Linked DNA regions of Homo sapiens: region 2 is linked to region 1. The links are chromatin loops, found by intact Hi-C in ENCODE. Cell type or tissue: Caco-2. All regions are shown on one strand.

Region 1 (8,000 bases):
CCCAGCTCTGTTCCCATCTGGCCTGGGGAAGTGAGCTTAAGGATTTTTCCGGAAACGAGGAGAGGTCAGCATGCTGAAGTGTTTGGAAGGCATCCGACGGAATGACGGCTGAGGCCCTCACTCTCCACTGAACTCTGCTTGCGGCTGGGGACTGCTCTGTGTCTGCACGTGTTCGCATTTATTAAATGTGGAGGTGCAAAACAAAACAAAACAAAACAAAACCAGTGAGATTTCTGGACTGCTGATGGAATCTATCAAATCTCTCCTCCTCCTCATTATAAGGCAGGCCCCCACATAGTAAATGCGCAAGGGTGGTAAGCTGCCAGTACCTAGGGGCTTGTATGTCACGCAGATCCCAAAGAATTATGGCCCCTGGAAGGCCAACTTGGCAAGAGTGCTTGGATGTTATTGTTGTTCTTTCTAGGAAGAGCAGTTCATGTTTACAAGAAGGATTGTTATTGGACCAAGATAGGCAGGGGGTGCAATTTTTTGCCTGAAAATTGCTCTTCTTCCGAACCTTTCAGCCACTGAGTCAGCACCTTGCTTTATCTTCCTTTCTCTCTGACAGAGTTGAGTCTTCCTTCTGCATTTCCTCATAGACAGGCTCTGTTTCCAGCCAGCTGAGCAGTACAGTCCATTCCTATCTTTAATCACCTACCTTGCCGATGGGTGCAGCACGTGAGGGCGGCCTCTCCCAGAGCAGGTGGGACTTGAAGGATGGCCAGGATGCAGATTTGGATTGGCTGGGAAAAGGGAACGGGCACTGCAGGCTGGGGGCCAGGCTGAGTAGAGGTGTGGAAGGGAAGCTGAGCATGAGATAGGAGGGGCAGTCAGGAAGGAGGCTGGGAGGAGGCCTGCTTTCTCAAGCTGTCATCACACATTCACTTGCTGTCCCAGTCCATACCCACAGGGACCCAGACAGCATCAGAGACTTGACTTGCGCATTGCCAACTGCTACTGTAGATTAAGTGGGCCAGAGGTCAGGCCTTGTGCTAACTGCTTCTCCAGCGTTACCTGTGCTTTGGGTTCAATTGTGACCGTCCTCCTCTCCTGCCAAAAAAATATACAGGTGATCATTCTAACTCCTCTTATCTATGGATGTAACCTTATTTAGAAATAAGATCTTTGGGCCAGGTGCAGTGGCTCACGCCTGTAATCCCAGCACTTTGGGAGGCCCAGGTGGGCAGATCACAAGGTCAGGAGCTCGAGATCAGCCTGACCAACATGGTGAAACCCCGTCTCTACTAAAAATACAAAAATTAGCTGGGTGTGATGGACTGTGCCTGTAATCCCAGCTACTCAGGAGGCCGAGACAGGAGAATCGCTTGAACCCGGGAGGTGGAGGTTGCAGTGAGCCGAGATCGCGCCATTGCACTCCAGCCTGGGCAACATGAGTGAAACTCTGTCTCACAAAAAAAAAAAGAAAAAAAAAAAAAAGAAAGAAAAAGAAAAGAAAAGAAAAAGAAATAAAACCTTTGACTTACTTTGAGACCAAGGTGAGGCGAGTGGATCATTTGAGATCAGGAGTTCAAGGCCAGCCTGGCCAACATGGTAAAACCCTGTCTCTACTAAAAATACAGAAAAAAAAGTAGCCAGGTGTGGTGACACATGCCTGTAATCCAGCTACTCAGGAGACTGAGGCAGGAGAATCGCATGAACCCAGGAGGCGGAGGTTGCAGCTGAGATCACGCCACTGTACTCCAGCCTGGGTGACAGAGCGAGACTTCATCTCAAAAAAAGAAAATAAAAAAAAGAAAAAGAAGTAAGATCTTTGCAAATGTCCTCAAGTTAAGATGAGGTCATTAGGGTGGGCTCTAATTCAATATGACTGGTGTCCTTATATCAAGAGAAAGGTGTGGACTTAGACGCACAGGGAGAACGCAGTGTGACTGAAGCCACTGAAGTGCTGCAGCAGCAAGCCAGGAACGCCAGGGAGTGCCAGGGAGTGCCAGGGAGGGCCAGGGAGCGCCAGGAAGGGCCAGGGAGGGCCAGGGAGCGCCAGGGAGGGCCAGGGAGCATCAGGGAGGGCCAGGGAGCACCAGGGAGGGCCAGGGATGGCCAGGGAGCACCAGGGAGTGCCAGGGAGGGCCAGGGAGCATCAAAGAGCACCAAGCAGGGCCAGGGAGCGCCAGGGAGGGCCAGAGAGGGCTGCAGTCACCAGGAGCTGCAGGAGGAGAGAAAGGATTCTTTGCTAAGGCTTCAGAGGGAGCACAGCCCCATGGACAACTCGATTTGGGGCTTCTAGCCTCCAGAACGGTGAGACAATAAATCCCTGTGGTTTTAAGCCACCAGGTTTGTGTCCTTTTGGGAAATGGACACACCTTGTTTTACCCTATAACATCCTTCCCCAGCTGCAGGAGGCAGAATAACACCCCCTCCAAAGACATCCATGCCCTCTACCCCAGAATTGAGTAAAAGGGACTTAGCAGATGGAATTGAAGTTATTTTAAAATAGGGAGATGATTAAGGTGGGCCCAGTCTAATCACATAAGCCCTTAAAAGCGGAGAACGTTCTCTGGCTAGAGGCAGAAGAGATGGGGTAGAGGAAGGAGAGAGATTCAGAGAGTGAGAGGGATGTGATGTGTCCTTACTGGCTTTGAAAATGGAGTGGGGGAGCTGAGCAAGCACCCCACCAACCCACCACTGACCACCAGGAAGGAAACAAGACCTGAGCTCACTGCACAGGACCTGAATCCTGGCAACATCGTGAATGACTTTGGAGGCAGAGTCTTCCGCACAGCCTCCAGTGAGGAACGACGCTCTGCCGACACCCTGATTTCAGCCACCTCCATCCAGACCTCTGACCTACAGAGCTGCGAGATAATACATTTGTGTTGTTCTTTAAGCCCTTAAATGTGTGGTAATTTCTTATAGCAGTGATAGAGAACAAATATGCCACCTATAAAACAGATGCAGCAACTGAGACCCGGGCACCGAGGTTTGGCAACCTTGCCCATGTTCTGAGAACTGGGCAGGGGAGAAGCTGCTGTGGGAATCCAAGTTTGAGGGAAACCAACATCCATGTGGCTTACTTCTCTGAAGCTGAAGGAATTTGTGGCAAATTTGGACGATGGGTAAACTGAGTCCAAATAGGAGAGTGACATGACAGGGAGCTGGCAGAGGGGAAAGGAGGGATGCCAGGGAGATCTGTGATCTCTCGGTTGGCACAGGGGTGGTGCCCATGGCAGACAGCTGATACTGAGGAATTGCTGGTTATGAGAAACCGCTGGAAACCCACCAGGCTTGAGCAGGTAGCAGGCTCTGATGGGCACGGTGGCTCATGCCTGTAATCCCAGCACTTTGAGAGGCCAAGGCGGGTGGATGACTTGAGGTCTGGAGTTCAAGACCAGCCTGGCCAACATGGCAAAACCCCATCTCTACTAAAAATACAAAAATTAGCCAGGCGTGGTGGCAGGCGCCTGTAATCCCAGCAACTCGGGAGGCTGAGGCAGGGGAATAGCTGGAACCCTGGAGGCAGAGGCTGCAGTGAGCCAAGATGGCGCCATTGCAAACCAGCTTGGGTGACAGAGTGAGACTCTGTCAAGAAAGGAAGAAAAGAAAGAAAAAGGAAGGAAGGAAGGGAAAGAAAGAAAGAAAGAAGGAAAGAAAGAAAGAGAAAAGAAAAGAAAGAAGAAAAGAAAGAAAAAGAAGGAAGGAAGGAAGAGAAAGAAAGAAGAAAAAGAAGGAAAAAGAAAGAAAAGAAAAAAGGAAAGGAAAGGAAGGAAGGAAGGAAGGAAGGAAAAAAGAAAACAGGCAAACAGGCTCTGAGAATCAGAGCCAGGTAGAGAAGCAGGGCAGGCACTGGAAACAGCCAGGAAAGTGAATGGTGTGGGCACCTCTGTAGCAGGAGGTTGGTCGGCTCCATTTTAGATAAGGGGCTCTATTTCACCCACCAGCTCCCACTGGATGACAGAGCAGGGGAAGAAACACAGTGGCCGTCTCAGGCTTTGCTGGCAGTCTCTCCTAGATCCTCACAGCAGCCCTGGGCAGGAAGGCCGATGTCGTATCATTCCCTGGTGACACGGTTTCTGGGCTCTGGAAAATGGATGGCGGCTCTGTCTGGCTCTGTCTAGCTCCAGGCAGCCCTGTTTGGCGGCGTAAATGACGCTCCACATGTAGCAAGACTCCGTCCAGGGAAGTGACCACAGCTGCACATGTCATATACACTTGACATCCCAACAGTGTTATACATCACTCCCAATAGTGCAGACTAAACACCAGGGGTTATTACTTCATTCAGGAGGAAACGCAGACTTAGAACAGATGATTACAGTTATCACCAAATATTCAATAGCTCTGTCAATACATAAATTGATCACTATGAAACAGGCCCAAGCTGCCACAACAGTGGCTCTGGAAACCAACCCCAAGGAAAACATGACAGAATTTCTGGTCAGGCGCGCCTCCCAATACTAAAAGGGGTTTTTGGGCATAGACAGGCGGGAAGGAGAAGGGTGTTAGTTCTCAATGATTTCCTGGAAGAATGATTGTTTCCCTTGGACTTGCCCGGACTAGTCAACCTGTGGGTGTGGCTTCTAGCCAGCACAGCATTGCCATATGCAATACAGCATACTTGGTTACATCTGGATTTCAAATACACAATGACTATCTTCATAGATGTATGTCCCATGCACTATTTGTTCATGCGATAGTGGGGACCTATTTATACTAAAAACAATTATTTGTTTTTCATCTGAAATTCAAGTTTAACTGGGTGTCCTGTACTTTTATCGGCTCAATTCGGCAGTGCTCTGAAGTCATGTCTTATCTGATTCAGAGGAGATGAGGGTAACCATTATCTTAATGCTTGCTTGAAGCACACAGAGGAGTTTTACAAAGAAAACAAATGGATCCTTTCCTCGTATACAGAGGATTTCTTTAAATAGAAATTTAAAGCAAAAGATAACTCAGTTGGATAAGGTGAAGAATTTGCTGACCGTCATGAGTCAACACTGGAATGAATTTCTACGTGATGCTAAGAAGAACTTTAGAAGAATGTGAGCAAGTCCCCTGCCCTGGACAGCCTAAGCTGCTACTGAAATCAATACCATTATGGGTGAATTTTGAAGATGATTACCGCTAATATTCACAGCCTACAAATAAGGCCACAGAAGCTCATAAAAGCCGAGTAACCTACCCCAGGTCACACAGCAAAGAGAAGTAGCAAGTAATAAGGTCAGGGGTAGGATAGGGTTAGACAGAGCTGCAGAGGGAGGTCTGGATGCCTCTGGTCTGGAAATACTAGTACCAGCTGACAAGTATTGATCATTCACCATGCACTCAGCACTTCACCTGAAGTATTCCATTCAATCTGCGCAGATTGTGTGAAGCGGGTATTAGCATGACTTCATTTTACAGATGAGAACGTGGTGAGGAGGGGCAGATGTAAGGCCCAGAGCAGGCAGCTGGACTCCAGGTCCCATGATCTCAGCCACTATAGGACAGCAGAGGGTGCAGCCTGCTGTCCACAGGCCCACTAGAAAAGGAGTCAACATCTGAAAACTGGGACAATTGTCATCTGGATGGGACAGCCAACTTCTCTGGGAAGATCAGGAGAATCAGCCCCTTTAGCCTCTGTTTCCATTCATCAGCTGAAGTCACTACCCCATCACCGTCACGGGGACGCTGGCAGCATAAGCGATAGCACAGGCTCCAGGGTCAGCCCTCCCTCCCGACTGTGTAACCTTGGATGAGCTCTCAGTGTTTCCATAGCACGATTTATAAAATGGGGGTCACAGTAGTGCTACCTCACAGGGTGCTTGTGATTGAAGTGTGATCACCCATTAAAGGCCATAATCCCAGTTGCATGGAACATGGTATGCACCCAATAAACGTCAGCCTCCAAGCACCCACTCTGTGCTAAGAGGGCCGTTGCCATGGTTCCTGAAAATGTGGAACCTTCAAAGCTTCCACTGGCCTGATGAAAGGGCAGGACAGGGGTCCCCACCTCTGGGCAGGGTGACTGGCAGGGGAGAGACCAGAGGCGGAGGCTGCCCCAAATCTGGCAGGTACCTCTCCAGGGCAGCTGTGGTGAGACTAGGAAGGAAGCAGGTGTGGTGGCTTTCAAGAGAGGACAGCTCCAAGGGGTGCAGTAGCGCAGGCCTGTAATCCCAGCACTTTAGGAAACTGAGGCGGGTGCATCACGAGGTCAGGACTTCGAGGCCAGCCTGGCCAAGATGGTGAAACCCCCGTTTCTACTAAAAATACAAAAATTAGCCAAGCATGGTGGCACATGCCTATAATCCCAGCTACTCTGGAGGCTGAGGCAGGAGAATCGCTTGAACCCGGGAGGTAGAGGTTAAAAAAAAGAGAGAGAGAGAGAGGACAGCCCACAGCTAGGACTGCCGGGCCTTGGTGGGAGAGGAGCGCCAGAGAACACCAGGGCCAGAAGGCCCAACAGGGGGCCGGAGGTAGGAGCTGGTTTCCCGGCGAGGGTGCAAAGGTGGTTCTCCGCCTTGTTGATCCACAGGCTGGAAACGTGGGGCCGCCTCCCGGGGGCGAATCCACGCAGCGAATGGAGAATTAGCCTGAGGTAGCCGCACGCCAGGCCCAGGCAGAGGCCGCTGCAGCACCACGTCCCTGCAAGGTCCCGCGCCCCAGCCGTCGGGGTAACAGACATTTCGTCCAGCTGTGCTTGGGCAAGCACCTGGGCTCCTGATTCGCCTCGACCTGGGTCGCTCATCATCTGCACAGCCGAAACGACTTCAGGGCTGGGCTCGGCGCTGGCGGGGCTGCCCCTCCTCCCTGCCCGGCCGCCCTCTACCTTGATGCCAGCCCCGTCACCCACGCCCCGGGCGGCGCTCGCCCCCGCTTTGCGCGCGCGGTGCTCGCGGCCACACGGGGGCGCTGGCGCCCGATGCGCTCCTCCCTGCGCAGAACCCGGAGAACAAAGGGCGCCCCGGGACCTCGGCCTCCCTCACCTGGAGCCACCTGCTTCCCGGGCGCTGCCCCAGCGCCAGGCCAGCATCCGGCCTCCGCGAAGGAGTTAATTTTTGCTCAGCGCTGCTCTTAGAAATCTGTTAAAGAAATCGCTCCCCACTTGATGGTCTTTCTCCCCAGCTTGGGGACACAATACGAGAGCTCTGGGACTCTAAAAGGGTTACTAGGTTTGTGGTTTTACGATGTGTGGGGCTCTGTATTCTCCACTCCCTCCCCGAGTTTACCAGGATCCTGGCAGCATCATTTTTCTCCCCTTTGGTTTATGAAAGTGAACTTCTTCTTTTTTTTTTTTTTTTTTGAGACAGTCTCACTCTGTCAGCCAGGCTGGAGTGCAGTGGCGCAATCTCAGCACACTGCAACCTCCGTCTCCCGGGCTCAAGCAGTTCTGCCTCAGCCTCCCGAGTAACTGGGATTACAGACGTGTGCCACGACGCCCGGCTAATTCTTGTATTTAAGTAGAGCCGGGGTGTCACCATGTTGGCCAGGCTGGTCTCGAACTCCTGACCTCAGGTAATCCGCCCGCCTTGGCTTCTCAAAGTGCTGGGATTACAGGCGTGAGCCACCGTGCCTGGCGAAAGTGAACTTCTTTTCACATTTGGAAGAAGTAGACACACCCTCGGGAAAGAGTGTAGCAAAGGCAGAAATCAAGAGAAAAGAGAAAGAAACGCATCGTGGAAATGAGGTAATTGCAGGGAAAGGTAACTTCCTCACACAGCTCAATCAGCTTTGTCCTAAACTGGCTTCTATTCCCCACCTTCTAAAGAGACCGTGCTCACTGTGTACACAAACCTATGTACATGTGCCTCTTTGCACTTATGCTTTAATTAGGAAATGCTGGAGGAGGCTGAGTTGCAGTCATCAATCAACAAGCATCTATTAAGAGCCTGTAAGGTATAAACACAGCCCCATAAACTGCTCCCACTAGCCAGGTAGTGCCAGGTCCTGGGAATCTAGAGATGGGAGATGCAGCCCCGGCCTTTCTGAGTATTAGCATTTAGTGGTCCCCAATTAACCCCTTTCCACCAAAATTGTTGTCCAAGGTCAGTTTCTGCTAGGCTTTC
Region 2 (8,000 bases), 79 kb before region 1:
GATCGGCTTTTTCATTTAAATGACATTTTTTTTTTTTTTGGAAAGGTTAGAATTTAATCCTCTCCCAGGATAGAGTTATTTCAGTTGCCACTGATCCTTCCGATAAATGAGAAGGGTTTCATTTTCCTTGCTACCAAGGTATCTAATTTTATAAAAGCCTTCAACAATGTAATAATTTATTGTCACAACAGGATGGCTGCGTGTAGGGACTGGTCTACTTTCTATTAATTTTCTAAATGAACCTCTTCTCAGCACTGAGAAGTTGTGCGTGCCTTTCTCTGTGGGTTTCATTAAGACCTGTTTGAAGTCATGATTGTAAGATCATTACGATGTTTTTAAAAGATAGTGGGTTTCAAAGAGTTGTACTTAGAAGACTTAAAAAGCTTCATCATCTTAATTCCTGTCCTCAGCAATTTTTTCAGAGCTATGATCTGGGTATGCAGTAATTGCTATCATTTTCCTCACAATTTCACACCCAACTTCTATTGTTCTCATTATACCTAGTGCTCTTCGGAAATGACTCATGTAATAAGAAATGTACAAATAAAAGAGAGCCTAGCATCTTCTAAGGAATCCGGAGCCACAGTAGAAGTGGCTGCATCTGTGTGCACGCACAAAAAATGGACTTTTATATATATCCTTAGAGAGGGGAAACCGAGGCAGGGGCATAGCGTAGTTTACATAACCATTTCTTACTTTCATGTTATGGTCATGGCAAGGGAAATGCCGACATGGTTATAAATTAGACATCGACAGATGAGTCAGTGAAAACTCTTGGAAATGTTGCCATCTTCGCAAGATGGGGACAGAGGAGAAGAAGGAAAAAGGAAGTCCATTCTGATCCTGAGGTAGAATTGGGGCTTTCTGCTAAGATGGAGGAGAGGGGAGGCAGGTTGAAGCAAAGTAGTCTTGGAAACAATGAAATTATTCTCACAAGTTCTCATTTACAAGGAAGTGTTATATTTGCATTATAATCATACCATTCTCAGCTCAACTCATGAGAGAAACTTCTGAAGTCTGCATTTTGCAGCAAAGTTAAATCAGAACTCAAAGACGTCAATTAACCTGTCCAAGCTCATAAGGAAAGACCACGGATGAGACCGGAAGTGGTGATATTCCTAGTCCTTGGCTTAGCTAGCTAGGGCTTTCTGCCCATGCTGGTGGGCTCTAGGGGAGAACAGGTGGTGTACATTGTATGAACTGCAGGAGCCAAGGACGTCTCTTCTCTCTTGTTGGGCCTGTGTTGATCACATTCAAGTATTTTTTTGTTTTGTTGTGTTTTGTTAAGAGACAAGGTCTCACTCTGTCACTTAGGCTGGAGTGCAGTGGTGTGATCATAGCTCACTGCAGCCCGGACCTCCTGGGCTCAAGTGATCCTCCCGCCTCAGCCTCCTGAGTAGCTGGGACTACAGGTGTGCGGCACAATGCCTGGCTATTCTTTTTTTTTTTTTTTTTTTGTATTTTTTTTGTAGAGACAGGGTTTCGCTATGTTACCCAGGCTGGTCTTGAACTCCTGGGCTCAAGAGATCCACCTGCCTTGGCTTCCCAAAGTGCTGGGATTACAGGCTTGAGCCACTGCACCCTGCCCCACATCCAAGTATTCTATAGCAAATACTTTGTTGGTTGAGCCAAATTTGAAACCCATTCAGGGCACATTCTTTCAAAGGTTTCAATTAAACCTAAGACTTTCGATATTGGAGTAGACACAACTCCCCTAGTCTAATGAGGGGTGGGATGGCAGTGTGTAGGATCCAGCACAAGAGATCGGCCTTTTGTAGAAAAACAATATTTTTGATAAAGTAGAAGCCCATCAAAGACATAAAGAGAAATTCCTTTCTGCCACTCAGGAAATTTTTTAAAAATGGAAAGTAGGAGAAAGTTGTGGAAAAATATCTTTGAGAAGGAGGAAGCTCTCTCCACTGCGCAGGCTTCCTTAAAAGCGTCTCGTACCCTTTCTGACATGCCAGCTATTGATGCTGCTGAGTCCACTCAAACCAGCCTGATTAACTGCTCTTCCACCCAAACTCCCCTCTTGGTCATTGTTTCATTTGGTCGACACTGTGGCTGTGCCCTGTGACCGCTGCATGCACGGAGCCAGTATTATAACCATCTTTTTGCAGTTTGCCCTTACGGCCTGTCACTCCCTAATCAGGAGTCTATGTTCAATGCAATGGTCTGGGAATGTCCCCCACCAAGTTGGTAGCCATATGCTTTTCTATTTTGGAGCACTGGAAGTTTCTGGTTCAGTAGTTCCCTTTTTAAAGGCGATACGATTTCCTATCATCTTAAGTAAGCTGGAAAGAATTTTTCGAATGAGAGAGAGAGAGAAAAGGCGCTATGTTGTACACGGTTGTTTTCTTTTTAAAAAACACACACTCAGACACACACAGCGAACTGTTCTGGAAACTCATGAGCTGAAGTCACAGACAAGGTCTCTGCTGGTAGAAGCCCTTCCTGCCCGAAAGGGACCGTTTGTTAATAGCTGTATTCATGAAAGTTAAAATTAAATTTCTGTGTGTTGATGTAAAGCCAGCTTTTCCCTCAGGGCTATTTATTTTAAAAATCAAAAATAGTAAAGGGTCCACAGCATAGAACATAACACAAGCAGATTGGGGTCTGTACTCTGAGCAAAGCTTCCTTTGTACTCGTCTCTGCAATTTAATGCCCTCCAGGAGTAACCTGGCAGTGTGCTGGTTTCCCCGTCCACATGTGGCAAGCTCAGGCAGTTTTTATGCTCACCTGCGAAGGCGATTGTTCAAGATTTTCATACCTGGCGTTAAAGGCTGTGATAAACAGTGCCGTCCTCAATGGATGTGCCACACAGGAAAGTGGGCTTGTAGGAGACTGTGATTGCGGCAGAATTGGTTTTGTATGTGGGATTGTTTTGCCTTTAGGGTTCGAGGTTGGGATTGATGCTGTGTTTTTTTTAAAATATCCACATTTTTTCATTAAAAAAAATTAAAATTGGCCAGGTGCAGTGGCTCATGCCTGTAATCCCAGCACTTTGGGAGGCTAAGGCGGGTGGATCACCTGAGGTCAGGAGTTCAAGACCAGCCTGGCCAACATGGTGAAACCCCATCTCTACTAAAAATACAAAAATTAGCTGGGCGTGGTAGTGGGTGCCTGTAATCCCAGCTACTCAGGAGGCTGAGGCAGGAGAATCACTTGAACCCGGGAGGTGGAGGTTGCAGTGAGCCGAGATTGTGCCACTGCACTCCAGCCTGGGCAACAAGAGTGAAACTCCATCTCAACAAAAACAACAACAAAAAAATTGAAATTAATGATTAAGAAGCAAAAGCGAAGGCTATTTCTAATAATGCCAATAAATAAAGGTAGAAAATGGCCCATACTCTTGCCAATGCAAAGGTTTAAAATCTTGATGTTTAATAATAATAATAGAGGTTGGGCGCTGTGGCTCATGTTTGTAATCCTAGCACTTTGGAGGGCTAAGATGGGAGGACTGCTTGAGGGCAAGCCTGGGCAACATAGTGAGACCCTGTCTATAAAAAAAATTTAAAAATTAGCCAGGCGTGGCGATGCACACCTGAAGTCCCACCTACTCAGGAGGCTGAGGTGGGAGGATCCCTTGAGCCCAGGAGGTTGAGGCTGCAGTGAGCTATGACTGTGCCACTGCATTCCAGCCTGGGCGACAGAGTTAGACTCTGCCTCTAGAAAAAATAATAGGAAGAAGTAGAAGAAATTTTTCTTCTCAGCTCCCTTGGTTAGAATAAAGGAGTAAGCAAGACTCCTTAAGATGTCTTTGAAAGATTCAAAAAGCCCTTTTAGTTATGGAAAAAAGAGCATCAGCAGCAGTGGGGAGCAAGATCAGTCCCGCATAGCCCTCTGTTATGCAACCTCAGCCAGCCCCCGCATAGACACAGCATGCCTGGCTGACCAGATTCTCACCTGATTTCTATGCTTGGACTTTTTATTTTTACCCAGAAGCGACCTGTAAAGCTTATGAAAGAATTTGCTCCTCTCCTTTCTCAGAAGCAAGTCATGTTCATTTCTTCCTTTGCAAATGCTAGTTAAGACATTTAACAGATGAAGTATTGGGAATCAGGCAATGTAAGAAGAAAATATTGATGAGCAAGTGTAAAGTGACTTCCTCCTGTTGGTGAGAAGCATATTTCATTTTTTTCTGGAAGAATGTATTAAATTTAAGCCGTCCCAGTAATAACTAAATGCTATCTACCTGTCAGTTGTATCAGTCGATTGCTTTAGAGTGTGGATTTCTATATTATCGCCCGTGGCTTCTCTCTAAAATCCTTTAGCGATGCTCCCACGTGGAATTGCATCTGCAAAGACCATTGACAGAGTTCTCAGCTCACAGCCTGGATACAAATACGCATGAATGAAAGACTTCTCTCTTTAGAGACTGCCTCTAAAGAACTCAGGTTCCTTACCCATGTTTTATCTAGGACTTTGCTCCAGAGCTGGGAGGGAAAGAAGAAACCCTCTTGGTGGCTGGGTGTCCCATTCTTTTGTCTCTCACTTGGGATCCATGATTAATCAGTGCATTGTACATAAGAGCGACCTCTATTTCTTTGGGCAAATGGAACCAAGTTGGAGCTGTAAAAGCAGGACCATCAATCAGTTTGTTACAATGGCAACTTTCTTGAAAGCACCTAAGCCCCGTAGGCATTCCTCCTAGTTAATGAGCAACAAGGTAGAGCCTAAATCACTGGCTTGGTAGAGGCCAAGTTAGAACCAGAAGATGGATATGCGAAAATCAGTCACCCAGAAAAATCCAAGCCACCCAAAAAAACACAACCAACTTCAAAGGCCTCCTGCCCCTTCTCTTACGCAAGGTTTTGCTGGCTGAAGCATTTGTATGAAAAGGCATCTGGTACTGCCATGAAACTAGCTGTGGAAACCTAGTTTGTGAATACTCTATGGAAAAGGATTTTCTCTTAAAAATTGTCTTTACAGCTTCTTCTTCTTGAAGTGTTGTCTGGATTTCCTGAGAGGCGATAGACAGCTGGTCAGAGCCTCCTTTTCTTCTTTTTTTAATATAATTTTTTATTTTTAATTTTTGTGAGTACATAGTAGGTGGATATATTTATGGGTTTTATGAGATATTTTGATACAGGCGTGCAGTGCATGATAATCACAGCAGAGTAAATGGAGTATCCATCCCCTCAAGCATTTATCATTTGTGTTGCAAACAATCCAGTTATACTCTTTAGCGATTTTTAAATGTACGATTCAATCATTTTTGAGGGGAGTCACCCTGTTGTGCTAGCAAATACTAGGTCTTATGCATTCGGACTATTTTTTGTGCCCCAGGGCCTCCTTGTCTAAAAGTCTGGAGATCCTGACGTTCTCCTGCCTATTCACTCTCTCTCACTCCCCGGCGTGTTCAGAACAACCTTCCTCAGCAATCCAGAAGGGGTGAGACCCCACAGGCTTTCATAGTAGATGAAACTAAAATAGCTTCTTGATGATCGATTCAAACCCCGTAGGAGTTTCTCTTTCTCTCTGAGGTGATATGCCCCCAAGCCTCTGAAACAGAAGAAAAAGGGAAAAATCAAATAAAAAAGCAAGCACACGATTCATTTGATCTTTGTATCTGTGTGTTTGTATGTATATAACTCTACTTTATTGGTCTTTTCTCACCCATTTTTTGTGGGTTTACATATGAACTATTTCATGTCTTTTTCAAGTAAATCCTTACATACTAATTAGTGTCTTGGCACACCACATACTACACTATTCTCCCCAGTGCCATCTGTGACATGGGAGTACACGTTAAACCACAACCAAAAGTCTATAGAGATTTTTTTGGCTATTCAGGAAAAAAACCAAAACCACCCCTGTACCCCTCCCCCGCCAAAAAAAAAAACCATGTATCCCATTTGAGACAAAGTATTTACCTAGAGTGATATTTATGGAATACCAAAAAGAAAATATTTTGCCTTTTAAAATGCATAACTCTTATCACGTCCTCCTTTTTACTAAAGTGATATATTTTTACCCAATGTCACTGAGTGTGTTGCTCCATGCTGGGTTTCAGGCTGATGGTAGAGGAGCCCTTGGTATGTTCAGTTTCCAGCTATGATGTGATGTTTCTGGTTTGGACCCCAACCTTGCTCGTAGGCACTGACGGTTGAGGTGACTGCTCCCGCCGTGGATTATTCTCTGAGCATCCTGTGCTTAGCCCCTCAGCATAAATAAAGCCTTAGTATCTGCTCTGCCTCTTTCAATCCTCATGTAAAATCATTCTCAAAACTCTCTATAAAGAATCCAGCTTGGCACATAGGGAGGCATTCTGAAAAGTGCAATTCTCCCACAGAGAGGTACTTACCCAGGGAAGCCAGGATCCTAGGAAGTCTATAAATAGGGTTTAGGGCTGCAAAACACCCCTTGAGATCATATGCACACTTTTGTGTGTGTATAGATTTATTTTGGTGAGGAGAGGGCTTATAGTTCTCAAAGGAGTCTGAGACCTGCCCAAAGTTCATCACTGTCACCTCAACTGGCTTCCTCCCTTCCATTTCTTTCTCTTTCCAGTCTATCTTGTATATTACATTAGCATAATCTACATAAAATCTATTTTGCATGTCTTGTAGCATACCCCAAAGCCTTTCAAGTGTCTCCTACTGATAGAACACTGTGTTCTCTTGCCCTGGCTGTCCTCCTAATGCCATCTCTCGTGGTTCTTCTCCCCACCTGCTCCTCCAGACTGTGCCACTCTTATCTCCCCAACATGCCCTGCTTGTTTGCATTCTCCTCTGCCTTCTCTCATCCCTTCCCCACATTCCATCTTCCAAGTCCTTTAAGGTTAAATCCTCTCACTAAGCTTTTCTTCGGTCAACCAACAGCATCACTCTTTTGCACAAGCTTGTGCCATCCATATGGACTTTGACTCTTCACCATAAACTCCTTTTCACAATATTTCATGCAACGAACCTTTCATGTGTATGTCTGGCCATCCGAAATGGATTGTGAATTTCTTGAAGACAAAGTTTCTCTCATTCATCCATTCATTCATTCATTCATTTGTGTGTTCAACAGACACTTATTTAGTATCTTCTATTCATGGGGAACTGGACCTGGTGCTGGGTTTGGACCTCCTCTACACAGGAACAAGCTCTACACACAGAGAACACACTCAGTGAACACTGAATGACTCAATAAATGTGGGTCAAACCAAGCCATTTTAGTAGTGCTCGAGAACCTCTGAAATGAAGACTGCACAGCCAGGGTTTCTCTGGGCTTCTGGGGCCAAAGCAGAACCTGAAGGCATGATGGTTCTTAAAATGGAACCTTCTGGAGGGTTCAGTAAGCCCCAGGCAACAATCTCTTTCCACTTCCAGAGGAGCCTGCATTCTGCTGACTCTGTTCCACCCATGGCAGGCTCCGGCTTTACTGGCTCTAGGTGTCTCCTTGGCTTTTCCTTCCCTGTGGATGGCTGAGTGAGAGCAGGATCAAAGTTCCCCCTTTCATCAGAGCTTGCATCCTACAAAGCGGAAAGAAAAAGAAAACACACCGATTCTTTCTAGCCACCCAAGCTTTCTAGCATTCTAGCCCCAGCAGCTAAACTAATATTCCTGATCGTATTCCTTCGTGGAGAAGCCCACCTCTGGAAACGGGAGTCGGAGTGGGGGACTGGCATCTAGCCAGGTGGTGGGTAGAGTTATCACACCTTCGGGTAGGCGCAGGAACCTGGTGCTGTGTGCACATGGCTTTTAGAGGCTGCTTTGAAAGTCCCCTGAGCTGTTTGTCTTGGCCAGCTCCCGGGGCAGTTGAGCATCTGCCATGAGGGCTGGAGCTGAGGGAGAAGCCAGGCTGTTAGCTTGCTTTCCTCAGCCTTGCATCTTGGTTTGGGATGGATTCCTTTGCTGTGCTCCCTTCAGAGAAAAGGGAGCGTGAGTCCCTGAGATTGAGGGGCCAGTGGCAAGACCAAGCTCCCTAAGCCACATCCTGGAGGCATCTGGGCTGGCCTCCATCACCCAGGATTCTCTTCTCTTCTTTGCTGCAAATCAGAGCACTGGCTC

What was found. Peaks named below come from ENCODE experiments on the same cell type or tissue, not always from the same donor. Only the 100,000 strongest peaks of a DNase experiment are listed, where the experiment ranks them.
Region 2: a loop joins it to region 1, with 7 times the contacts of the local background. A loop is called at or near these places in 2 of 110 quality-filtered maps.

The regions. Positions count from the first base shown.
Region 1 is chr10:121,607,646-121,615,645 of GRCh38, reverse strand. No RefSeq gene overlaps it. Among named protein-coding and RNA genes, the nearest start is that of FGFR2, 13 kb to the right of the region's middle. RefSeq lists an enhancer at 3,899-5,098 and a silencer at 6,699-6,938. In Caco-2, a CTCF peak has its summit at 6,818 (motif pointing right); DNase peaks (open chromatin) are centred at 4,625, 6,527 and 6,895.
Region 2 is chr10:121,687,031-121,695,030 of GRCh38, reverse strand. No RefSeq gene overlaps it. Among named protein-coding and RNA genes, the nearest start is that of FGFR2, 93 kb to the right of the region's middle. In Caco-2, no CTCF peak of the experiment used is centred here; a DNase peak (open chromatin) is centred at 4,720.